2 separate regions of the Homo sapiens genome follow, and region 1 is linked to region 2. Evidence: read pairs that join two places in POLR2A ChIA-PET (ENCODE). Cell type or tissue: GM12878. All regions are shown on one strand. Links, peaks and the distances in the headings refer to the core of each region. The heading gives the core; the rest is flanking DNA. Region 1 overlaps FRMD4A (FERM domain containing 4A). Region 2 overlaps NMT2 (N-myristoyltransferase 2).

Region 1 (9,307 bases), core at 975-8,974, 1.4 Mb after region 2:
GGAAATAAAAAGAGAGCGCCCCTTCCCCCCACTGCTTTTTATTAACAGGGAAGCAGATGTGGGGTCTCTCAGACAAGACAGCGGCCCAAGTGGTATCAGAGAGTGCGATTATTTTCTCAGAGGGTGAGTGCGTTTCTGGGCATTCTCTCTTTCAGCAATGAAGTTGTGAGGAGTGACTTGAAGAAGCTGCCAGCCCTTCCCACCCAAGCCCTGAAGGAGCACCCTTCCCTGGCCTACTGGTAAGACCCCTGGAGTCTTCCCCAGGAGCGAGTCCCTCTCGGGGTGCGAGGGGACACAGGACAACTGAATGTACCCTCCCTCCACCAGCTCCCACGTGCCAGCCTGGACTTGCAGCTGTATTAAGTACCCTGTGTCTTCCTGAAACCATTTTCTGCATTTATTTATTTATTTATTTATTTTTAAAATAATTAATTAATTTTTTTTTTTGAGACGGATCTCACTTTGTCACCCAGGCTGGAGTGCAGTGGCATGATCTCAGCTCATTGCAACTTCTGCCTCAAGCGATTCTCCTGCCTCAGCCTCCTGAGTAGCTGGGATTACAGGCACGCACCACCACACCTGGCTAATTTTTGTATTTTTAGTAGAGACCGGGTTTCACCATGTTGGCCAGGCTGGTCTCAAACTCCTGACCTCACTCAGGTGATCCGCTTGCCTCGGCCTCCCAAAGTGCTGGGATTACAGGGGTGAGCTACCACGCCTGGCCCGTTTTCTACATTTACTTAAGTGAAGCACTGTGCCTGAGACCTCTCCTTTTTTGTTTCTTCTTCTTTTTTTTTTTAATTTTCAAAAAGAATACCTTCTAAAATTTCACTTTGGAAGCTTCACCGCCTTCGAGAGCCTTTCATGTGCTGCTAGAGTTTCATTTTGGAACACCTGTCATTTGATGACAGCATGTGTGAGGTTTTGAGACGTGGGAGAACCACAGGGTTTTCTTCTTTCAGAAGAGGGAGATTGATTGTTTTATTTTCCCTCGATGTTTCACATCTCCTGATTTAGCCACTATGTAACATTATGCCATAGCTCATCTGTCGGCCCTAAATGGCTGATTCTGAATGATTCAAGCCATTTGAAAGACTCCCAGGTTGTGGTTTGGGCCACAGTTGGGCAGGGCTTGCATTCCTGGATAATGTTTTGAAATCCTACTGGGTTCCTAAGCCCTGGCCACTGACCTTTAATAACTGTAATACCTCTTCTCTGATGTTCCTTCTGATCCCCTAACAGAAATCATTGCAACTCCTTTTATTTAAAAGCAAAACAAAAAGCACAGACCAAGTTGATTCTAATAAACTACAATACGTGACTTGTGTAAGTGCTTTTGATGACAACTTCTGAACTGTATGGATTATGAGCATTTTGTCTTGTCTGGACACTTATCCAGACAGTGACCTAGTTGTTCACTGATTCGTGTGTCTGGGGTAGGGCATGTCTTGATGCAGGGCTCATTAGCAGCATTGAACTCTGGCTCATAATCCCAGCACTTTGGGAGGCCATGGCGGGCAGATCACAAGGTCAGGAGATCGAGACCATCCTGGCCAACATGATGAAACCCCGTCTCTACTAAAAATACAAAAAAAAATTAGCTGGACATGATGTCGCGCGCCTGGTGTCCCAGCTACTCAAGAGGCTGAGGCAGGAGAATCACTTGAACTTGGGAGTCGGAGGTTGCAGGGAACAAAGATTGTGCCACTGCACTCCAGCCTGGCGACAGAGCGAGAGTCCATCTCAAAACAAACAAACAAAAAAACAACTCTGGCTCATAAATCACATCTCTCTGAGAGACCACATCACTAGGGAGCTGGCCCCAAGACCCGAGGCTGGGAGCTCCCTTCCGTGTCTGGCGTCCCTAATTTCATCTCTCTGAGCTGTTTTATTGCCACTCCTCTTTTGGAAACATAGATGTAAATAAATGATGGCTTTCTCTAATTATAACCTGCCCCCAAAGAGCAAAATCTGTTAACTTGCAGGGATTTTGCATGCATCAGCTTCCAAATGTCGAGACTTGCAATCCGAACCCCCAAAAATGATGGTCCCGTTTCCTTGTTCATGGACCCTATTACCCACCTCCCTAATTCCTTGTGCCACTGGGCCTCATCCCTCTGTAGCCTCCTGGCTGTTCACTTCCAAAAATCCAATGGTCAAGGCCCTGGGGATGTGAGAAGGTAACTAGAGAGGACCAGGGAGGAATCTCTTTGCCTCTGAGACCTGTCCTGTTGTGGGTCTCTTAGTCATCCCTTCATTCATTCCTTTCCAAACCTTAGAACACTGCTATGCTCATCTGAGAGTTTTGAATTTCTTCTCTCCTCCCTGTGTCTCTGGATTTCTCCTTCACCATCTCCATTATCTGCTCTGTACTCACACATGATTACTAACCCAGAGGCACCTCGCCCTTCACACACACTCTCTCTGTCTCTTCTGCATATGAACATCTTCACCTATAGCTGGCTTGGCAGAACATCCCATACCATCACGACCAGGCCAGCGCTTTCCCTGAGCCTCCTTCAGACCCATAAGTGCCCAAGCCAGTGTTAAATGCCCTGAGAGTGTGGCAGGACGGGGGAGCCACGTGTATCACAGTCAGCATCACAGCCCAGACGATGTATAAAAGTCAATGACAGGGACCCTCCTGACGATACCCTACTGAAAAACAACAACCACAACCACAACAGGCCCTTTCACCTCATTTCACTGTGGTTGGCTACTTGATGTTGGCTCTAATATTTCAACCTTATTTATATGGACTTTGATTCTTATTGATACATAATAGTTGTACATATTTTTCACGTATATATACTCTGATATCTGTACATAATGTGCAGTGGTCAAATCAGGGTAACTGGGATATCCATCACCTCGAACATTTATCTTTTCTTTGTGTTGGGAACATTACAAGTCTTCACTTTTGGCTACTTTGACATATGCAACAAATTATTGTTAACTATAATTTCCCTACTGTTCTATCAAATGCTAGAACATATTCCTTCTAGCTAACTATTTTCATATCCCTATATATACATAGATTTTTAAAAAGCAAAGCCGCAAGGAGAGGGATAAGTGCTGTTCCTCCTTCCTACAGATACAGAATGAAGAGAGAGCAGGTGCACACAGCTTGTTCACTGCTTTTCCCTCTGGGCCTCAGATTCACCACTCAGCAAGGTTAACCAGGACCCCTCACTGGTGGGGGAGACGTTTTTACCCGTCTCATCACAGTTACCCAGAGTGTCAAGTTCCCCTGATCATTCCTGAACTAAGGAGCTGTACTCACCATTCTTCGGGGGCTTTCCTGCCCCCGCTGGAGTTCGCACATTGGATGGGCAACCTGCAGGCTGCAGCCTGGTAACCAAGGCAGTGGGTCTTAGCATCCCAGCCAAGCCTCTGCAGTGACTAGCCAGGTAGCTTTCATCAATTTCTCCTCTGCAAAATGGGATGACATACACCAACCTACTTGAGACGGTAATTAAGAGAGGAAATACATAGTCACATTATGTCATTAAAAAGCAGTGAAAGCAGCATAATAATGCTGAGTTATGGTGCAAGAAGCCTTTCTGCTAATTCTCCCCATGCATTTAACAAGCATGGACTTTTCACACCGTGCGATTTCCCTGTTGAGGAGGCAACTGAGGCAGAAAGTTAGAATGATGTGCCCAGGGCCACAGAACAAGGAGGGATCAGGACCCTGACCTGGATTCTGCCTCGCGGGCCTAGTTTGTAAATGCTGGACCACCTGACCACCCCTATCGCCTCAATAAGGTATGCAGGGACATCTATTTTTAACCCCGAAACCACTGAGCACAGCAGGCCAGCAGCTGCTCCAAGACGGGGAACCATATCATATCACCATCCCTGTTTCCCCTTCCATCACCCATGCATTTCATGTATCCCCTTGTCTGCTGAGAGGTCATTTGACTTAACAACATGACCCAGCCAGCGACCTGGGCACAGGCAGCTTTGATCATTTGCCTTTTTCCTCCATGTAACCCTGTGTCCTCCAGGCAGCACTTACTCTGCTTCCTGGATTTCTGCTAGTTATCCCCTTGAGTCCCTGCTACAAATCTAGGGTATGGGAAAATTGTCTGCAAAGCTCAGAGCACTTCAGCCCTCTGGCAAGTTCCAGAGCAGAGGTGGGGACAGGCTGGGAGCAGAATAGGTTCTCGGTCAGGATTGAGCCTGTTCTTCCAGGATAAGCCCACCATGTTTAAGGGGGCAAAACAAGCAGGAAAAGCTGAGGATGGAGAAGGCAATTATTGTGGCTTCACAGATGGCCTCAGAGAGCAGGAGTTACAGGGCAAACAGGGGGCGGCAAAGATTTCTGCTGCTGTCGGCCACCCAGAACCCTGTGGTCAGGACATGTCGTGGTTAAACAGCGACGCGGCTTTCTGACAGTGGTTTTGACTTTCTTTCACTGGTGTTTCTCCTGAGCCTTCTGTGTGTTCATGGCTACAGTGCTATGTTGACTTGCACCTCCTGAACTCACCCCAGGGACCCTCTCTCCCTAGTGCTGCAAAGGAAAAAGGTCCCTATCTACACTGAGTTGCTTGACCCTGGATCTAGGAGTCGACTTCACAAAACCCCATGTCACGTGGTAGGAAACACGCCAAGGCAGCTGTTGATTTAGTGAGTGGGATGGAAGGAAGTGGAGCCGCTGAACCTCCTGACGCAGTTCTGCAGGATTAGTGAGGCTGGGCCTGCCCTTGGGGAGCATGCTTTTCGAGAATCGTCTTCAGGAGACGACCTTGTCACACTTGATATAGAACTTCCTCGGCATGTGGGAGCCAAGGAGAGAGATGGCTGGGTCTGCCCCTTTCTGAATAGAGGATATCCAGACCCCACAGAAGTGACTCTCCAACTGAGGCAAGGCCCCCTGTAGCTGGCTGGTCCTCATTCTGGGTATTTATAAAGACCCTTCTTTATCAAGACCTCTCACTGTCCTCTATGCATCAAATTCCAGAGTATTAAAATTAAAAGATACTAGTTGGAGGTTAAGGTAGTCATTGGAAGAGAAATAAATTACCCCCAAGGACTAGGTGATGAATGTGTAGAACCTGTTACCCCCAACACTGGCCTTGCTAAAACTGAAAACAAAAAGGTGGGTAAAAGAAGGCTTTAGGTAGATCCTGGGCTGATGGATAATAGATAATAGGGCCGGGTATAGTGACTCACACCTGTAATCCCAGCATTTCAGGAGGCTGAGATGGGCAGATTATTTGAGGTCAGGAGTTTGAGACCAGCCTGGTCAATGTGGTGAAACCTCATCTCTACTAAAAATACAAAAATTAGCCAGGCGTGGTGGTGCACACCTATAATCCCAGCTATTCGGAAGACTGAGGCAGGATAATTGCTTGAACTTGGGAGATGGAGGTTGCAGTGAGTCAGGATCATACCACTGCACTCCAGTCTGGGCGAGAGAGCAAAACCTTGTCTCAAAAATAATAGATAATAAAGATCCTCTATTGAGATCTCGAGGGTACACCCCTAGAATCAGCTCCCCTCACAGAGCTTTGACAGAGGACAGGGAGGGTGAAGAGGAGTAAGACCTGAGAGTGAGAACTGAGGTTCCAAGGCTCTGGGGCCAGACCAGGGAGACCGAGGTGTCGACTCCACACCTCAGCAGGTGGGGTTGGGGCTTTCTGCCTGCACCTGCTTCCCTGGGATTCCCCAGGTTGGCTCTGCCCTTCCGAAAGCGGGGGTGGGAGCGGCCGTATCTCCTACCTCATGGGCACCAGAGTCACTTCTCAGGAGGCGGGCTTGCCACTGCTGCCAAGGAGCCAGCTAACCTCTTGTTATATTAGAACTAGGATTTCAGCTGGGCGCGGTGGCTCACGCCTGTAATCCCAGCACTTTGGGAGGCAGGGGTGGGCAGATGACCTGAGGCCCGGAGTTTGAGACCAGCCTGGCCAACATGCAAAACCCCATCTCTACTAAAAATACAAAAATTAGCAAGGTGTGGTGACACACACCTGTAATCCCAGCTACTCAGGAGGCTGAGGCACAAGAATTGCTTTAAACTGGGAGGCAGAGGTTGCGGTGAGCCAAGATCGCTCCACAGCACTCCAGCCTGAGTGACAAGGGAGACTGCGTCTCAAAAACAAAAACAAAAACACCTAAGATTTCAAAAAAGGAGGGAGCGCCTGTCTAATTCTGGTAGCTGGTTTGCTGTTGTTCTCCAAGCATTCCTATGGGGCTTTTGTTGCTTCATGGTTCATATTAACCAAGCCCAAATTCCAGAACATTCCATCCTCCTGGAAAGCCTTCCATTCCTGACTACGCATTCAGAGCAGGTAGGCTGTGGGCACTTGGTTAAGGTCAATGCCTGCCATTCCCCCATGAGGCCCTGTGTGAACAGGACTGGGAAGATGAGGATAAGAAGGGCCCCAGGGAGCTCAGCCCGGGCATTCATGCGTCATCTCTGCTGTCTGCTTCCTCTTGTTCCCACGGTACCATTTCTTCCAAGGAGCTGATCCCAAAACCTGGGCTCCAGTCTTTTTGTTCTTTTGTTTTTTGTTTTTGAGCCAGGGTCTCACTCTGTCACCCAGGCTGGAATGCAGTGGTGCAATTGTAGCTCACTGCAGCCTTGACCTCCTGGGCTCAAGCAATCCTCCCACCTCAGCCTCCCAAGTAGCTGGGACTGCAGGCATACCCCACCATGCCTGGCTAATTTTTGTATTTTTGTATAGAGACAAGGTCTCACTGTGTTGCCCAGGCTGGTCTCAAACTCCTGGGCTCAAGCAATCCCCCCATGTCAGCCTCCCTAAACACTGGGATTACAGGGGTGAGCCACTGCACCCGGCCTGGGCTCCAGTCTTATATTTCTTGATTAGAAATCCAAGATAAGCCAGCCATGGTGGCTCACGCCTGTAATCCCAGTACTTTGGGAGGCCAAGGTGGGTGGATCACTTGAGGTTAAGAGTTTGAGACCAGCCTGGCCAACATGATGAAACCCTGTCTCTACTAAAAATACAAAAATCAGTCAGGTGTGGTGGCACGCACCTGTAGTCCCAGCTACTCTGGAGGCTGAGGCACAAGAATTGCTTGAACTCGGGAGGTGGAGGTTGCAGTGAACCAAGATCGCACCATTGCACTCTAGCCTGGGTGACAGAGCAAGACTCCGTCTCAAAAAAAAAAAAAAAAACAAACATCCAAGACAAAGAGAATGCAAGTCCTTTGTGGGGAAAACAGACTCTTTTTAAAGTAAATCTACATCCAAATAGATAGCACTCAGACCGAGTTTGGAAATACCACTCCAGGACAAATCATTTTTCCAGGAGCTGTTGGTGCCTTGGAGCTTCTTATGAGATGGGGCTGAGAAATATCTTACTGGCAGGAAGCTTGGCTGTTGACCTAGAGACTCCAACAACAGCATTCTTTTCTTCTAATTACAGTGAAGACAGAGTCATTGAGCACTACAAGAAACTGAACGGTCAGACAAGAGGTCAAGCAATCGTAAAGTAAGTGGCCCCTTCCCAGCTCACATGGGGACAGTGTTTGTGTGTGTTAATATATCGTATGTCAGGATTGTTCAGTTCCTCTCCAAAGACATATCTGGGAGTGGGGGGTGTATGTTTCCATTTAATTTTCAAGTAAATAATCACTCCGAGAACTTTATCACGTACACATACACAAATATATATATGATACCAGATCTGCTGAATAACTAGCCTTTTGCGCATTGTGTGTGTGTTTGTGTATCTTCGTGTTGTCATTCCAGCTACATGAGCATCGTGGAGTCTCTCCCAACCTACGGGGTTCACTATTATGCAGTGAAGGTGAGTAGACTCATTTGGTGAAGGTTACCAAACCTCCCCTAAGCAAACAAATCAAAACATCTCGTTATATGTTTTCTTCTTTTTCTTTTTCTTTTGAGATAGAGTCTTGCTTTGTCTCCCAGGCTGGTGTGCAGGGTGCGATCTTGGCTCACTGCAACCTCCACCTCCCGGGTTCAAGCGATTCTCCTACCTCAGCCTCCTGAGTAGCTGGGATTACAGGCATGCGCCACCACACCCAGCTAATTTTTGTATTTTTAGTAGAGACGAGGTTTTGCCATGTTGGCCAGGCTGGTCTGGAACTCCTGACCTCAGGTGATCTGCCTGCCTCGGCCTCCCAAAGTGCTGGGATTATAGGCGTGAGCCACCGCGCCTGGCCCTCATTGTTTTTTTCTTTATAATTCCTGGTGGGAATGGAGGTTGTGGAGGACTTGGTCAGGAAGATTGCACACTGCGGGGAGACAATTTCAAATACAGAAAACTTCATCCAGTTAACTTGCTTCAACCTGTGGTCCATTTCTTTGTCAGCCCTAGAACTTAACAGAAAGGCTGCCTCTGATATATATGCTTTCTGCCTTCCAAGAAAACTTCAAAACTGTGCTCTTTATTTCAGTTTGGTAAAGATCAAAAGCAGGGCTTGTGATTTTCAAAGTGCCAAAGGAGTAGAGGTGTTTGGCACTTAGAACCTCAAAGCATAAGCAATGGCTCTGCTACTAATTTGGAAAAGAGCACGAATCCAGGAAACCTGGCCCAGCTGCACCAGGCTCCCTGTCTGGTGGCCTTGTGGTCTCACTGATGCCATGTTTTATGGTGTGATGACAGCCCTTCTCTGGTCAATCTGCTGTTGCAGTGGCATTGGGTTTCCTCTTGTTCTGTTCTCTGAAACCGTTGCAGTGCACACAGCTGCTTCCCAGAGGCAGGGGTTTAATACAAGGATTTTATCCCACCTTTAAAGTTTTAAGAAATCATATACCCAGAAGCTTGAAAAGAAATTTCAAAATTTATCTCTTTTGCCTTTCATCTTTTTGCTCATCTTGAAATAACTCACGCCCCACAAATATTTCAAAACCGTGATGCCAGTTTCAAGTTTTCCAGACACCCACTATGGGGTTGTATTAGGTTATTTAGAAACTTGGCAATTAGGGAAAAGCTGCTTGATATGCTCACTATAAAATCCTAGCTTCTGGGGGCTCTAATTAACTCAGAATCATCCTATTTGAATATAGAATTGCAACTTACGCTCAGGTGACAAGAGGTCTCTGTTAATAAACAGTGGGGGCAGGCGCAGTGGCTCATGACTGTAATCCCAGCACTTTGGGAGGCCAAGACGGGTGGATCAGCTGAGGTCAGGAGTTTGAGACCAGCCTGGCCAACATGGTGAAATCCTGTCTCTACTAAAAATACAAAAATTAGCCAGACGTGGTGGCACGTGCCTGTAATCCCAGCTACTTGGGAGGCTGAGGTGGGTGAATTCCTTGAACCTGGGAGGCGGAGGTTGCAGTGAGCCAGGATTGTGCCAATGCACTCCA
Region 2 (9,307 bases), core at 803-8,802:
GGGCCTCTGTCTAGTACAACGTAAGTATTCAGTAAATGCTTATGTAACAGCCAAGCTGAGACAAAGAGTGAAAACTTGTAGAGTTAGAAATCAATTTGATTTTAAAACCTTTATTGTATTCCAGATACTGGCATCGATCACTAAACCCCAGAAAATTGGTAGAAGTGAAATTTTCTCACTTGAGTAGAAATATGACTTTACAGAGAACAATGAAGCTATACAGACTTCCAGATGTAAGTAAGAATGATTTGCAGTTTTTTGAAGCTGTAACAACTGACGCTTTTAATGCAGAAAAGAATTATTTGCAGGAGTCTAAAAACTGACTGGTGTGTCTGAGGAAGTGAATATGGAGCGAAAGAGATTTCATGGAACTCGGGAGCTAGGGAAGGTAGGGAGTTTGTTTGGAAATGCCAATCTTTCCTTTTTTCCCAAGGCTCTTAAAGTTGTTTCATTGGTAGTTGGATAAGACTGAACTCAAGGCAAGTAAGTTTTGAAATTTGGGAAATTTATGGTCTGTTAAGTAAGAAGGAAGAAAAGTCCAGGCTGCTGATCTCTTAATGCGTTGGAACTCAGGAATCAAGTGTAGAGGAGAGACCCAGCGAGTGGAAATAATGTCTCATTAAATTATCATCTTCTTAAACTATCTCGTTCTCAATGTGAAAAGTTGTCATTTTTTTTTTTTTTGGAGACAGTCTTGCTCTGTTGCCCCTTCAGCGCAATGGCACAATCTCAGCTCACTGCAACCTCTGCCTCCCGGGTTCAAGCGATTCTCCCACCTCAGCCTCCCAAGTAGCTGGGACTACAGGCACCCGCCACCACACCCGGCTAATTTTTGCATTTTTAATAGAGATGGGGTTTCACCATGTTGGCCAGGCTGGCCTCAGACTCCTGACCTCAAGTGAACCGCCTGCTTCAGCCTCCCAAGGTGCTGGGATTACAGGCATGAGCCACTGCACCCAGCGAAAAGTTATTTATTTATTTTATTTTATTTATTTATTTATTTATTTATTTATTTTTTTTTTTTTTTTTTTTTTTTGAGACGGAGTCTCACTCTGTCGCCCAGGCTGGAGTGCAGTGGCGGGATCTCGGCTCACTGCAAGCTCCACCTCCTGGGTTCACGCCATTCTCCTGCCTCAGCCTCCTGAGTAGCTGGGACTATAGGCGCCCGCCAGCATGCCCGGCTAATTTTTTGTATTTTTAGTAGAGACGGGGTTTCACCATGTTAGCCAGGATAGTCTTGATCTCCTGACCTTGTGATCCGCCTGCCTCGGCCTCCCATAATGCTGGGATTACAGGAGTGAGCCACCACGCCTGGCGAAAAGTTATTTTTTTTATTTTTTTATTTTTTGAGACAGAGTCTCGCTCTGTTACCCAGGCTGGAGTGCAGTGGCTGGATGTTGGCTCACTGCAACCTCCGCCTCCCGGGTTCAAACAGTTCTCCTGCCTCAGCCTCCCAAATAGCTGGAATTACAGGTGTGTGCCACCACACCCAACTGATTTTTGTATTTTTAGTAGAGATGGCGGGGGTTTCACCATGTTGGCCAGGCTGGTCTTGAACTCCTGACCTTGTGATCCGCCTGCCTTGGCCTCCCAAAGTCCTGGGATTACAGGTGTGAGCCACCACGCCCAGCCAAGTTATCATTTTTAATAGGGAAAAATATAAATGTGCTTTCTAGACTTGGCTTTATTTGGGGCTTGGCTATATTAGTTATCTATGGCCATGTAAAAAATGACCACAAACTGAGCTGCTTAAAACAACATTTATTATCACACAGCTTCTGTGGGCCAGAAATCCAGTCACAGCTTAGCTGAGTCCTGTGCTTTGTTCAGGGTCTCTCCTGAAGTTGCCACCCAGGTGTCAGCCAGGGCTGAGGTCTCATCTGAAACTTGACTAGGGAAGGATCCATTTCCATGCTCCTGTAGTTGTTGGCAGGATTGAGTTCCTCACTGGCTGTTGGACCAAGGGCCTCAGTTCTTTGCCATGTTGGATTCTCCATAGGGTAGCTCACAGCATGGCAGCTTATTCATCAAAGCCAGTGAGAGAGAGAGTCTATAGAGAGGATCTGCTGGCAAGATGGAAGTCAGAACCCTATGCAGGTGATTCATGAAAGTGACATCCAGTCGCCATTGCCATTTCTTTTTTTTTTTTTTTTTAAGATGGAGGCTCGCTCTGTTGTCCAGGCTGGAGTGCAATGGCACAATCTCAGCTCATTGCAATCTCCGCCTCCTGAGTTCAAGCAATTCTCCTGCCTCAGCCTCCCAAGTAGCTGGGATTACAGGTGTGCACCACCACGCCCAGCTAATTTTTGTATTTTTAGTAGAGATGGGGTTTCACCATATTAGTCAGGCTGGTCTCGAACTCCTGACCTCAGGTGATCCACCCGCCTCAGCCTCCCAAAGTGCTGGGATTACAGGTGTGAGCCACTGCGCCCAGCCGCCATTGCCATTTCTATTGGTTAGAACCAAATCACAGGTCCTGCCCACACGTAACAGGAGCAGATCACACCAGCTGTGAACCCCAGGAGGTGGGATCACTGGGGGCCATCTTAGAATCTGTGTGCCACTGATGGGATCTTTTGTTTGAAGTGTTGTGACGTGTGAATTGAAATAAAATCTTCGGCCAGGCGCGGTGGCTCACACCTGTAATCCCAGCACTTTGGGAGGCCAAGGCGGGCAGATCACAAGGTCAAGAGATCGAGGCCACCCTGGCCAACATGGTGAAACCCCATCTCTACTAAAAATTAAAAAATTAGCTGTGGATGGTGGCACATGGCTGTAGTCCCAGCTACTAGGGAGGCTGAGGCAGGAGAATCGCTTGAACCTAGGAGGCACAGGTTGCAGTGAGCTGAGATCACGCCATTGCACTCCAGCCTGGCCACAGAGCGAGACTCCATCTCATAAATAACTAAATAAATAACTAAATACATACGTACATACATACATACATACATACAAACTTCAAAAATGCCTCTTTTTTTCACTATGGGCAAATGCTGTTCCACTTTGGTCTCTCCAAATTTCAGTTTCTTGAACCTCAAGCAGCCTAGCTTATGTACAAGGAAAAGACACACTTACATGTAGGTTGCCTACAATGGAGTGAAGAATAAGGAGTTTTAGCACATACCATTGGTTTACTCACAATGATTTTCTTAAAGTGCTAAAGCTATTTTTGACTTGACTCCATTCATCAGCCTTAATATTTTTGTACAAGAGTCAATCTTCTCCTGGGTATAGGCGTGTATTATGAAACCAGACTGTGGCATCTTACTTCCAGTGAACCTGGGTTCCTGGTAGCAGTCCTGTTCCAGTCGTGCTGTGATAGTGACTGCCTTTCCCCCACCCATAAATTGAAGGTTATGAAGTGCTTTCAAATACATTATTCAATTTATTCTCACAGCAACCTTTTGAAGTTAGTACTTCTTATCCCCATTTTACAGATGAAGAAACTGAGGTATGTGACAGTTGGCACTTAGGCGAGGATGTGTTAATATCACCAAGTGGAGGGCTTGGGATGCAGGCCCCAGACCTCCATGTTTCCCTGTTAGCTCCCTCTGCCTCTGCCATCCCCTCTAACATTACCCACTATGGGGACACCATGGCTCAGCCCCACTGAATGTCTCACTGTGAGTACAGCATAAATCAAGGCAGAAAAGGACGATTGTCAAGATGCAAACAGTTCTCATTGGCTTGCCCCAGTCTCCTTTCCCCCTTTTAAGTCATAGGAAAGGAAAGGAAAATAAAGAGTAAATTAATAGAATAAAAGAGAGATTAAAGTACAGATATTATGAAATTGGAAGGTGCTGGCAGCAGTCCCTTGGGTGTCTGCCTCTTGAGTTAAACTGGACAGAACTGCATACACCGGATGCCCCTTCCTCTCCTATGGGCCCAGATGGGTGATACCACTGCTAGCAGTCAAGTTATTTAAGAACATTTTTGTACCATTCAGCGTAAAAGCAAACTTATGGAATACAGCTTTTGCTGTATAGATCAATCTCATTTTCTGCTTCATTGTTACTCTTTTTGCTTGTAGGAGTGCCAGCTTTCTGTCTTTTTCATGGACTTTTGAATATAGGAGCTAACATTTATTGTGGCCGGCGTTATGCTCGACATTTAACAGCCGTAGTCTCATTTACTAATCACAACAGCCACAGGAGGATGGGTCCTTATCCCCATAGCACAGAAGGGGCCATGAGAACACAGATTGACTTGCTCAGAGTCTGCTGGCCAGAAGCAGAGCTGTCGCAGGGCCTGCGCCATTCACAACTGTTACCTAAAATACTAAGGTTTCCCCAAGAAACACGCCTTACGATGCCTCCCTACCCTTTCAGTGTTTGGGGAGATTTTATTTTGTTTTGTTTTTTTGATCTGGTGTTGAGTATTTCCAAGTTCGATTTTGCGCATCTGTGTCAATGAGCTGAAAGGTAATTTGATGTTGATAAAAAGCAGAAGTCAGAGAATGATCCACTAAGGTCTTAGCACTGTGCTGCAAGGAGGGTGTGCTTGCTTAGACATGTCGAGGCATATAAGGTGTTCTATATTTAGTGGCATTAGATGGTTTTTTTAGTGGTTAGCATTCTGTTTGCTCCTTTTTGAATCATATAAATAACCATAATCATTGCTTACATCTCTTCTCTGGAATCTTGGCTCTCAAACGGTTTGTACCACAACTTGACAGATAACAACACTACTGTTTTTTAATAGAGCTCTGAGCTTCATTTCCTTATGTACTTATAAGCAGATTTTACACAGATTTCAATCTACGTAGAGGCCCATGAATCATGCATATTAGTTGGGCCATGGGAAAGGATATCTGATTCAGATACAGAGTTTGCTTATGAAACTGAGATTTTTCTTATTTACTGGAAATGATTCTCTGCATTTTATTGAACTCTCAGAAAACATGACCGCTTCACTATTCCATTATACGGAAGCTAGCCATTTTAATGTAAGCCCAATAGCCTTCCTGGTTCTTTCTGAGGACAATAGTTATAATTTGAGTGTTTGTTTTGCTTTTCAAAAGTTATTTCTTTTTTTTTTTTTTTTTTTTTTTTCTGTGAGACGAAGTCTCGCTTTGTCGCCAGGCTGGAGTGCAGTGATGCGATCTTGGCTCACTGCAACCCCCGCCTCCTGGATGCAAGCAATTCTCCTGCCTCAGCCTCCTGAGTAGCTGGGACTACAGCCACGTGCCACCACACCCAGCTAATTTTTGTATTTTAGTCCATGTTGGCCAGGATGGTCTCGATCTCTTGACCTTGTGATCCGCCTGCCTCAGCCTCCCAAAGTGCTGAGATTACAGGTGTGAGCCACCGTGCCTGGCAGTATTTCATTCTTACACAGATTATTTTAGCTATTAGTCAGCAAATGTAAATATTCTTACCCTGTTTTCTAGGACTTTCTGTTTTTTATAGCTGGTACATCCTGGTGTGCTCTTATGCTTTAATGCTTCTATAAAAATTTGTTCAAAATGCTTATAAGTTGCCAAACTTATGATACTTTTTACCTGAATTTAGGCAACATATTGCTTGTCTAAATTCTGCTACTTATTTTTCTAACCTTTAGAGACCTAAGATAGCAGTTCTCAAAGTGTGGCCCAGGGACCTCTGGAAGTCCCCCAAGATCTTTGAATCTATGCAGTCATTTTTTTTTTTTAACTATTTTCATAATAACACTAGTATGTAATTTTTTCACTTTCATTCTCGTCTGAGTATACTGTGAAGTCTTCCAGAGGCCATGTGGCATGTGTATTTCTGTAGTCTTTTGTTTAAAAATGTTCTCAGTTTTGATTTCTAATGCGATAAGTGTGGATATGCATAACCCACATAAGCAAAGCTCTTTGGAGGTACTCAATCATTATTAACAGCGTAGGCCAGGTGCAGTGGCCCATGCCTGTAATCCCAGCACTTTGGGAGACCGAGGTGGGCAGATCACAAGGTCAGGAGATCGAGACCATCCTGGCTAGTACGATAAAACTGCATCTCTACTAAAAATACAAAAAATTAGCTGGGCGTGGTGGCACGTGCTTGTAATCCTAGCTACTTGGGAAGCTGAGGCAGGATCAAATCACTTGAACCCGGGAAGCAGAGGTTGCAGTGAGCTGAGATCACACCACTGCACTCCAGCCTGGGCGACAGAGTAAGACTCCATCTCAAAAAAAAAAAAGAGTGTAAAAGGGTCCCAAGACCAAAATATTTGAGAACTGCTGCTTTAAGGCGATCTGCTGGGCAGTTCCTTTAGTGGTTTCACAGTTGGATATTCAATGAATGAGAATTGTGCTCCAGAAGAATGTTTTGCTCTAGAAGGAAGTTGGCAAATTTTTTTTTCATTTCTGAATGTTCTCTATTAACAGATATCATATATCCTGTGGCTTTCATTAATTCATCTAATTGCTTGATATTGTTGATTGTTACTGAACCAGTAACAAAAGAAAAAAAATTCTGATATTGAGAAAGGCTATTTGAAATTTATCAAGCTAAGTCTGCCTCATAGCAGAAACTAATTTTTTAAATGACTATGATATATATTTTATATGGTTTTGGTCTTCCCACTAGCATTTAGAAGTGCTTATTTATTTCCAGTGGAGATCTGGACATTTCTGACTCATTGGTTTTGAGAGGTACTAAAAGACTAAAGGTATGCATTGCCTGTTAAATGTGAAGGACTTAAATTCTCTAAATTTAGATTATTAAATGGCATTTTAGCTGAAGTGCTTTAGACATGACATCATCATAATAGAATGGCTTATAGTAAATATTCAGCTGAGGACTGTTGGTGTATAAATACAGAGCATGCACCTCCCATTCCCCTTTCCCCCAGCTAATCGATAATCAATCAGCACTGTGTGTCACTGAAGCTTAGAAACCCCAGCACAGCTAATAGTTGATGACAGCTGGCACTCAAGAGAAAACCTATTTTCCTTGGCCTAGTGTGGTGGCTCACACCTGTAATCCCAGCACTTTGGGAGGCCGAGGTGGGCAGATCACCTGAGGTCAGGCATTCGAGACCAGCCTGGCCAACGTGGTGAAACCCTGTCTCTACTAAAAACACAAAATTAGCCGGGCGTGGTGGCAGGTGCCTGTAATCCCAGTTACTCGGGAGCCTGAGGCAAGAGAATCGATTGAACCCAGGAGGCAGACGTTGCAGTGAACCGAGATCGCACCATTGCACTCCAGCCTGGGTGACAAGAGTGAGACTCCGTCTCAAAAAAAACACCTGTTTTCCCCCTTGGGCTTCCACCTGGGGGCATGCAGGAATTGTGATGACCTCATTCTACAGGAAGTTTTTCCTTTAACAATATTTCTTAAGAGTGGAACTGCTAGATTATATAAAATTTTTAAAAATAATCATTTAGGGCAGAAAAAGTAGAGTAGCAATATTTATATACAGATTATTCATCTCTTAAAATGTATCTAGTGTTTCTCCAAGGGGGGGAAAAATCAGGTTTACAGAAAAAAATAAACTGTATTTCTCAGTTTAAAATTGTCTGTTTGTTGGGCTTCCTGACTTTTAGTCTCAAGTCCCCTGGCCCCTGAACAGTTCTAGAGAGCAAAGTGATGTCAGGAGCTTTTACAAGGACAACAGCTGAACAAATTCAAATGGGGACCTGTCCTGACTTTTAGGTGTTTTATTCCTATGGCTTAATTTTTTAAATTCTAAAGCTCTGGAGTAGTGATAAGACACCTACCCTGATCACCTTTACCCAGAAGATGTGGCAGGAGAGGCCAGGCCGCGTCCCTGGCAGCCATTTGCCGTTAGACAAGATGGACACTTTCAGGCTGGTATGGCTGTAAACCCGTTTGCCTTTAGAAAATACTTGGCTATGAACAATGCTTGCCTTCCCATCCAGCCTGATATGATTCACTCCTATATCATTTTTGTTCAAGAGAACAAAATCACCACACGCTTTTAATGGGCTATTGCATAATAAAACAAGTTGCTCAGTTGTATTTTCAAAATGTCAGACTTGGCAGTTTTAAAGCATCCCTCAGAAACCATGAAGGATTGGTTCTAGGACCCCTCAGATACCAGAATCCTTGGGTGCTCAAGTCCCTTATATAAGATGGCGTAGCATTGTGTATTTGCATATAATGTATGCACATCCTCCTGTATACTTTATTTATTTATTTTTGAGACGAAGTCCCTCCCTGTCTCCCAGGCTTGAGTGCAGTGGCGTGATCATGGTTCACTGCAACCTTCGCCTCCCAGTTTCAAACGATTCTCCTGCCTCAGCCTCCCGAGTAGCTGGGATTACAGGTGCATGTCACCACGCCTGGCTAAGTTTTACATTTTTCGTAGAGACAGGGTTTCATCATGTTGGCCAGGCTGGTCTCGAACTTCTGACCTCAAATGATCCACCGGCATCAGCCTCCCAAAGTGCTGGGATTACAGGCATGAGCCACCATGCCCCCTGTCCTGTATACTTTAAATCATCTCTGGATTACTTATAAGGTCAAATACAATCTAAATGCTATGTAAGTAGTTGTTACACTGCATTTTTAAGAAATAATGACAAGAAAAAAAGTCCGTACATGATCAGCACAGATGCAACGATCCAGTTTTTTTTCCCCGAATATTTTTCGTCTAAGGTTGGTCGAACCCACAGATGCACAACCAGTGGATACGGAGGGCTGCCTGTACTCCAGAAGTCATGCTAAGTTGGCTATGTCCCATCATGTAGACTGTTAACATTCTTGGCATTGGTATATACATTGGTGTGTTTTGGGTATTGGCGTACATCATGAACTTGTACTGTTCCCTTTGATGTTTGTTTGGGTCATGGGCAGTAGTGACCAAAGACTTGCCGCACAGATAGGAAGATACAACACATTGTCTGTCTCGCCTATATTTTAACCCAGCTCTTCTCAAACCTTAATGTATGTACAAACCCAAGGAAATCTTGTTGAGTTGCAGATTCGGATTCATTAGATCTGGGGCAGGGCCAGGCTCTGCAGCTCTAACTAGCTCCCGCGTGCTGCTCATTCTGCTGGTCTGCAGACCACACTTTGAGTGCAAAGTCGTTTCACTCCTCTTCTACCTGAACTTCTGGATTTGTTTTGTTTCCCCTCCAACAAGGTTACAAAGACTTCAGGTTTGAGACCAATGGAACCAAAAGATATCAAATCAGTTCGAGAATTAATCAACACTTACCTGAAGCAGTTTCATCTGGCTCCAGTGATGGATGAAGAGGAAGTAGCCCACTGGTTCCTCCCCCGGGAGCACATTATTGACACGTTTGTAGTGGAGGTAAAGACAAGGTGATAAACATAAAGCTTCTCCTTGAAGCACCCTTTGTGTTCAGCGTGCAGCAGAA

Evidence for each region. ChIA-PET counts read pairs that join two places held together with the same protein. Peaks named below come from ENCODE experiments on the same cell type or tissue, not always from the same donor. Only the 100,000 strongest peaks of a DNase experiment are listed, where the experiment ranks them.
Region 1: POLR2A ChIA-PET joins it to region 2 with 5 read pairs; 2 of 35 experiments call an interaction of 5 or more read pairs at or near these places.

What each region holds. Positions count from the first base shown.
Region 1 is chr10:13,738,668-13,747,974 of GRCh38, reverse strand. FRMD4A (FERM domain containing 4A) reads left to right here. Exons shown (of 25, transcript NM_018027.5): 9 at 156-239; 10 at 7,398-7,463; 11 at 7,724-7,781. Among named protein-coding and RNA genes, the nearest start is that of PRPF18, 160 kb to the right of the region's middle. RefSeq lists an enhancer at 4,449-4,688 and a silencer at 7,312-7,606. In GM12878, for the core only: no CTCF peak of the experiment used is centred there; a DNase peak (open chromatin) is centred at 4,444; H3K27ac peaks cover 5,465 bases.
Region 2 is chr10:15,119,276-15,128,582 of GRCh38, reverse strand. NMT2 (N-myristoyltransferase 2) reads left to right here. Exons shown (of 12, transcript NM_004808.3): 8 at 125-233; 9 at 9,070-9,240. LOC105376431 (a long non-coding RNA gene) reads right to left here. Exons shown (of 2, transcript XR_930693.4): 2 at 9,014-9,307. Among named protein-coding and RNA genes, the nearest start is that of RPP38, 27 kb to the right of the region's middle. RefSeq lists enhancers at 4,482-4,621, 5,528-5,707. In GM12878, for the core only: no CTCF peak of the experiment used is centred there; DNase peaks (open chromatin) are centred at 4,553 and 5,712; H3K4me3 peaks cover 257 bases; H3K27ac peaks cover 2,734 bases.